2 separate regions of the Homo sapiens genome follow, and region 1 is linked to region 2. The links are chromatin contacts, found by Hi-C or POLR2A ChIA-PET in ENCODE. All regions are on one chromosome and are shown on one strand. Each heading gives the region's core, a stretch centred on a gene start or an enhancer-like site at or near the end of the contact. The rest is flanking DNA. Distances are from core to core; before and after follow the strand shown. Region 1 holds the start of ITPKA (inositol-trisphosphate 3-kinase A). Region 2 holds the start of JMJD7-PLA2G4B (JMJD7-PLA2G4B readthrough).

What was found. A loop is a pair of places that touch in the nucleus more often than their neighbours do. ChIA-PET counts read pairs that join two places held with the same protein, here RNA polymerase II (POLR2A). Pooled maps may share reads with other maps.
Region 1: a loop to region 2 is called in a map of CD8-positive, alpha-beta T cell, with 2.4 times the contacts of the local background. The contact joins the promoter of ITPKA here to the promoter of JMJD7-PLA2G4B in region 2. A Hi-C loop is called at or near these places in 1 of 168 maps with a recorded cell type or tissue (CD8-positive, alpha-beta T cell) and 10 of 50 pooled maps. POLR2A ChIA-PET finds 5 or more read pairs at or near these places in 3 of 52 experiments (activated T-cell, endothelial cell of umbilical vein and naive thymus-derived CD4-positive, alpha-beta T cell).

Annotation. Positions count from the first base shown.
Region 1 is chr15:41,492,502-41,495,608 of GRCh38, reverse strand. It overlaps ITPKA (inositol-trisphosphate 3-kinase A), which reads right to left and starts at 1,735. Exons shown (of 7, transcript NM_002220.3): 1 at 1,193-1,735. The coding sequence starts at 1,681. RefSeq lists silencers at 1,116-1,165, 1,276-1,455, 1,476-2,095 and enhancers at 1,832-2,332, 2,333-2,833.
Region 2 is chr15:41,826,726-41,829,630 of GRCh38, reverse strand. It overlaps JMJD7-PLA2G4B (JMJD7-PLA2G4B readthrough), which reads right to left and starts at 1,539. Exons shown (of 25, transcript NM_005090.4): 1 at 1,443-1,539. The coding sequence starts at 1,506. It overlaps MAPKBP1 (mitogen-activated protein kinase binding protein 1), which reads right to left. Exons shown (of 31, transcript NM_014994.3): 31 at 1,776-2,905. It overlaps JMJD7 (jumonji domain containing 7), which reads right to left and starts at 1,539. Exons shown (of 8, transcript NM_001114632.2): 1 at 1,443-1,539. The coding sequence starts at 1,506. RefSeq lists a silencer at 1,562-1,651 and enhancers at 1,386-1,680, 1,712-1,941.

The DNA of each region.
Region 1 (3,107 bases), core at 486-2,985, 330 kb after region 2:
AGCGGCAGGCTAGTGACCGAGCCGGCGCACCCAGCACCTGGCGGCGGGGGGTGTTCCTGCTCTGTGAGGCTTTTCCCCTCTGGTGTCACTGACAAACCCCATCGGCCTCCGGGCTTGTGAACCCCTGCAGGTCGCCACAGCTTCCCTGCCTTGTCCCAGCCGATTGTGCGGCGGAGCAGGCGCGCGGCCACAGCTCTCCCCGCCCCGCCGCGCCGACCCGGACTTATGGGCAGGCCCCAGACGCCCGAGGCCGGGGGCGCCCCTCGCCTCTTCCTCGGCCTCAGGGACACTTGCGAAACGTGGATCTAAAGAAAGTCCTTCGCGCTGACCACGGACAGTTATTCAAGGTATTTGGCCTTGGTTAAAACGAGGGGAACAAGGAGGGTGTCCCGGGAGCCGCACATCCCTAAGTGGCGGGCGTCAGGAATGACTTAACAGTGCCCAGGGCTGTGTTTTCCGAGGGTCAGACCTGGTCCCAGAACACCCAGGCTATCAGAGGCAGAGACTAGCAGAGTGATCCTGCCCCCTTGCAGCCTCAGTTTACCGCCCCTCTCTGCCGCGCTCAGGAGCGGCGAGCCGGGAAGATGGGAGGCAGGGCGCGCACTGGGTGGGCTGCGTTCCGCTCCCAGCCAGAGCTCCCAGGCCCACGCCCCTCCCTCCCCTGCGTCCACGCCTCGTGCGGGCGCTGGGAGCAGACGGCAGCGGCTCCCGAGCAGAGCCTGGAGCGCCGCTCCACTCCCACTCAGGAGAGGGAAACCGTGGCAACGGCGGGGGTGCGGCCGCGGCACCGGAGAGGGGGCGGGGGGTAAGGGAAACTCTCCTTCGCCTCTCTCCTTCCGAGGGTTCACCCGGCAAGGCTCAGCCCCTCCGATCCCTCCTGTCCTAACCCACAGCCAACAAGGTCCGCTACCCCCGCTTCGCCCAGTCCCCGCGGCGGGTCGCCTGCTCCTCGCCCCGCTTCTTAGACGCCCCAGGGCCAGCGCCACGACCCGCCGGCGGAGCCGAGGTGAAAGTTGCCCAGGCGAGAGGTCGGCCAGGCGCCTCCCTCTGACCCCCAGATTCCTCCTAAACCGCGAGAACAGGACCTTCCGCTGGAGGGAGCATGGACAGGAGCGGGTCCTCCGGGAGCACCCAGCCAGGTCCCCCGTGCAGCCCCCGCGCCCGGCGCTGGCCCCGCCCCCGCGGCCCGTACCTGACCCACGTCCTCGCCCGCTTCCAGCTGCACGTTGCCGCGGCTCCGGCTCTCACTGTCGCTCAGCAGGTCGTCCTCCGAGTCCTCGAGCAGCGACGAGGAGCCAGTGGAGGAGACCGACGAGGTGGAAAGGCGGCGCGGCTGCTGCAGGTGCGAAGAGCCCGCTGCCGGGAGGCAGTCCCTCTCCCGCTCCGGCGGCCCAGGGCTGGTCGGGGGCACGTCGGGCTCCTCGGCTGTCACGGTCAGCTGAGGGATCACCGGGGCCGGGGGAGCCCGCGGAAGCCCGTTGGGGACCTGTCCCCCACGCCGCTTGGCCCCGCGGGCCCGGGGCTCCCCCGCGGCGGCGGCCGCAGCGACCGCCGCACAGCGCGCCTCGAAGAGCAGGCGCAGCTCCCCGACACTCCGGCGCGGGGCCCGCTCCAGCCCCGGGCTGCAGGGCCTCGCGCCCCCCGGCCGCGCCATGCCCGTTGGGCCCCCGGGCAGGGTCATTTCCCAGTGCCGGCGCCGCCGCTGAGCCCACCAGCCCGCGGCGCGCCGGGGACTGGAGCGGCTCGGCGCCCCCGGCTGGAGACGGCCCCGGGGCGGAGCCTGCGCCGCTGCACGCCCGCGCCCCGCCTCGGCCGCGCCCCCCGCCCACTCCTTCCACTTTCAGAGAAAGCGCGGGCCTCCCAGGGCCCCTGCGAGGGAGAGAAGGCTCTCGGTGACTCCTCGGGGTGGCGGGGAAGTCCAGCCTCCGTAGGCACAAAACCTGGGCCCGGGCCCCGAGGCTTCGCTCCGCCTGCCCTCGGGGAGGTGGGAGGGGCCGCTCCGCGCTGGGGCCTCGCAGCCTTCCCGGGCTTCGCGGCTGGGAGAGATTCCTCCAGGCCGCTCCACAGGCCCTGTCCCCGCGCAGGAGAAGCTGGTCCTACTCTTGGTCCCCTACCCCGTTCCTCGGGTTCCTTTGCGTGTTCATCCCTCCCGGGCAAGGGCTTCAAGTCTCGGGGCCTTTCTCCGGCCCGAGCTCCTGAGCAGAGTTGAAGGCCCCCGGCTTCCCGAAGAAGCCCCACCCCAGGGCGTGCACCCAAGTGGAGACTCTGCCCCAGGGACTAGCTGAGGCTGCTCCCCGCAAGTTCCCCACTTCCCGGCGGGCAGAGAACAAGGTCAGGGGGCGGGGCCTGGATCTGTCCCCATGGCCCAGCCTAGTCCCGGGCTGCATCTCCCCCGCTGCTGGGTGGCAGGAGCTGAGCCCGCCTTCCTCCTCCTCTGTTATAGGAGCTCGGGGCTTGGAGTCCGCCGTGTGGCGTTCAGCAAGTCATTTCACCTCCCTCGACTGCGGATTCTCCCGTTGCTGCGAGAATAAAATAAAAGACTTGAAATCAGGTACACCACACTCTAGATGTGATTTGTAGGCAGTCCCTTTACTCCCTCCGTATATTTCTGCATTTGTACATTTAGAAAAACCTCATCCAACCCACAGAGTTGTGTCTGTAAAACTAGGAAGACAGCACTGATGTTTAAGAGTTTCAGACACTGCAAAGTGCTTATCAGTGTCATTCCATGTGGATCTTCGGCCACTTCCCATGTTGGTAGTCAGCTGACCGACCGGCGAGGCTGCTTTGAGGAGAAGCCACTGTTTCCTATCTTACCATAGTGCCACAGGAGTGAGGGTCCCCCCTCAGGCACTCAGTGTCTGGGGATGGCTGGGGCCCTGGAGACAGAGCAGCCCCAGAAGGATTGCCTTGGATGCTGAGATGGCCGCAGGAGGGGCTTTCCTTCCCTTCTCTCCCCTCAGCCAGGGCTCAGGAATGGCCCAGGAGAAGGAAAGAAGAAGGTTCAGTGGGAAGACGGGAATCTTCGGCAAAGCATAGTGGCTCAGGCTTGTAACCCCAGCACTTTGGGAGGGCAAGGCGGGCAGATTGCTTGATCCCAGGAGTTC
Region 2 (2,905 bases), core at 290-2,789:
TTGCTTTGACCCCATAACTCTGCTAAGAATTTAACAAGGCCGGGAGCAGTGGCTTATGTGTTCCATGGCGTTCCAAAACTTTGGAATGCTGAGGTGGAAGGATTGTTTGAGGAATCTGAGACCAGCCTTGTCTCTACTAAAATTCAAAAAAATTAGCCAGGCGTGGTGGCGCATGCCTGTAGTCTCAGCTACTCCCAGGTGCTGAAGCAGGAGGATCTCTTGAACCTGGGAGGTCGAGGTGCAGCGAGCTATGATCGTGCCACTGCACTCCAGCCTGTGTGACAGAGTAAGACCCTGTCTCAAAAAATATAAAGTATTTAACCAACAAACATACTCACACATGCGCAGAAGACGCTGCTCCTGCAGACTGGCTTCTTCACTGTTTCCTAAACACATCAGGCATACTCCCAAAGAGGGCTTTGCCTGCACTTACCTTCTAACCTACTTCTTCTACTCTACAATGTACTCATTCAGTACACCTGTGGTTGATTGTCCACGTTCTCACTTAGAATGTAACAGGACATAGACTGTAAAAGACAGATTTGTTTTGTTCAGTGATGTATCTCAAACACACTGAACAGAGCCTGGCACACAGAGATGCTGAATAAGTATTTGTTAAATCAATCCTCAAAGTATTCGTTGCAGCATTATTGAAAACAACGGATTGGACATGACCTAAATGACTAAGTGAATACAGCACTAGCACACAGACGTGAAAAAGACTGAGGTAGAGGAATGTGAAATGATCTCCAAGATACACGGTGCAGAAGAGTGTGTTTAGCAGGCTACTATTTGTACAAAAAAAGGGTAAAAAGTCGTGTGTGCACGGATATAAACAATCTTTCTGTAAGAATGCAAACTGGGGCTGGGAGGAAACCTTGCTTCATTTACATTGCGTACCACTGTATATTACATACCCATCACATACACATGAGCCTGTGTTGCTGTTCAGTGGTAAGAAATCATTTAAAAATAGAAAAAAGAAGGAAGGAGGGAAGAGAGAAAGAAAGAAAAGGAATAAAAACCAAGCAGGGGAAGAGCCAGGGACCATTTGGTCAGCCTGCAATCCTCCCAAAGTGCGACAAGGGAGTTGAGGTCGGAGGTGGGGCGCGTGGGGGAGGAATCCGACCACCAGCTGTGTGCCTTCGATGAGCTTTCAACAAGGGTAACAGCAAGCTGCTCAAGACTGTAGGAAACACAGGGCTTCGCCGCGACCACGGTCAAGACGGCACCGGGCCTTGGGAACAACGTGAACAGAATCACCCAGGAAGCCGCGGGAGCGCGCGAACACGGGAGAAGGGAAGCAGGTTGCCACAGAAGAGCAACCCGAGCGGGGCCTCAGGGCAGTCGCACACACGAGGTTCCGAGCCCCCGGTGTCAGCGGCATCCCAGGGCCCCTCCCGTGTTCGGAAATCGCCGCAGCCTGTGGGAGAGCCACTCACCCCTTGCAGCGGCCGGGAATTCTCGTAACTCGCTCCGCACGGCTTCCAAAGCCGCCTCCGCCATGGCTGCGTCAGCGCCGGCCGAGACCCCGCCTTTCCCCGACGCCCCGCCGCAGGCCACACCCCAAGCACTCGCCCCGCCCTCCCCAGAGTCCCCGCCGCAGGCCACACCCCCAGACCCTCGCCCCGCCCTTCCAGAGGCACCCGCCGCAGGCCACACCCCCAGCACCCCGCCCCGTCCTGCCCCTGGACACACACCGGGTTCTGCCACCGAAGCGGTGGAGCGACTGGCAGCGCCCGCTTCGGCCTGCCCCACTGGCCGGCATCCCAGGGTTAACAAACAATTGTGTTTATTGACAAGTTCATACATCAGTACAAACGGGCACGTTAAAAACAGCGCCCCCGCCCCATGCAGCCGAGGATGAGGCAGGAAGCGCCGCGACCTGCACAAAGTATAAAAGTTATAAATAAGGGGCTTTCAAAACAAGGCGGGGGCAAATCTGGAGTGGGGCGGCGGTTGCCGGTGGCCTCAGACATGCAGAAGGGGACGGGGCGCCGGCCGGGCCACGAGGCCCCCCACCCACATGGGGCAGAGGGCAGGAAAAGGGCGGCCACATTCTCACAAACTTCTGGCGAAGGGTAGCTCCCTCCTCGTGAAGGACCTGGCCCAGAGGGCGAACCTGAGTCCCACCTGCGGTGGGCGCGGCTGGTGTGGGAAGTCGGGGCACAGCAGGCACGGGCCCGCCCCCGCCGCCGCGGGAGTTCCAGGGCCATGCGGGTGGCGATGCTAGAGGAGTGGGGAAGGGCCAGGTTTGGAGCAGCTCAAGCGCACTCAGGCTGATGCCCCGGAGCTGGGAACCTTTTGTAACCCTTTTTCTTTTTTTTTTTTGAGATGGCGTGTAGCTTTGTCACCTAGGTTGGAGTGCAATGGCGCGATCTCGGCTCACTGCAACCTCCACCTCCACCTCCAGGGTTCAAGCGATTCTCCTGCCTAAACCTCCCGAGTAGCTGGGATTACAGGCGCCCACCACCACGCCCAGCTAATTTTTTTATTTTTAGTAGACAGGGTTTCACCATGTTGGCCAGGCTGATCTCGAACTCCTAACCTCAGGTGATCCACCCGCCTCGGCCTCCCAAAGTGCTGGGATTACAGGCTTGAGCCACCACACCTGGCCCAGAACCCATTTCTTTATAAGCCTCTGCCTATGGCGCAGCAGGGCGGGTGAAGGGGCTCTCGTGGCCTGAAGCTGTGGTAAAGCTGCTCTGACTTACCTGCAGCAGAGGGGAGCAGTAGGGCCCAGAAAAACCTTTCCTCAACTCTTCAACTGCCTCACGACATGGTCCCACTCTACCTCCTAGGGTCCCCTATCTCCTTTCCCTCACCCCTAATTACTGCCCTTTTACATTCTAACTTATCCCCTCACCTCTGCCACTTACCTGTCCCATCTACCACTTTTCTAGTG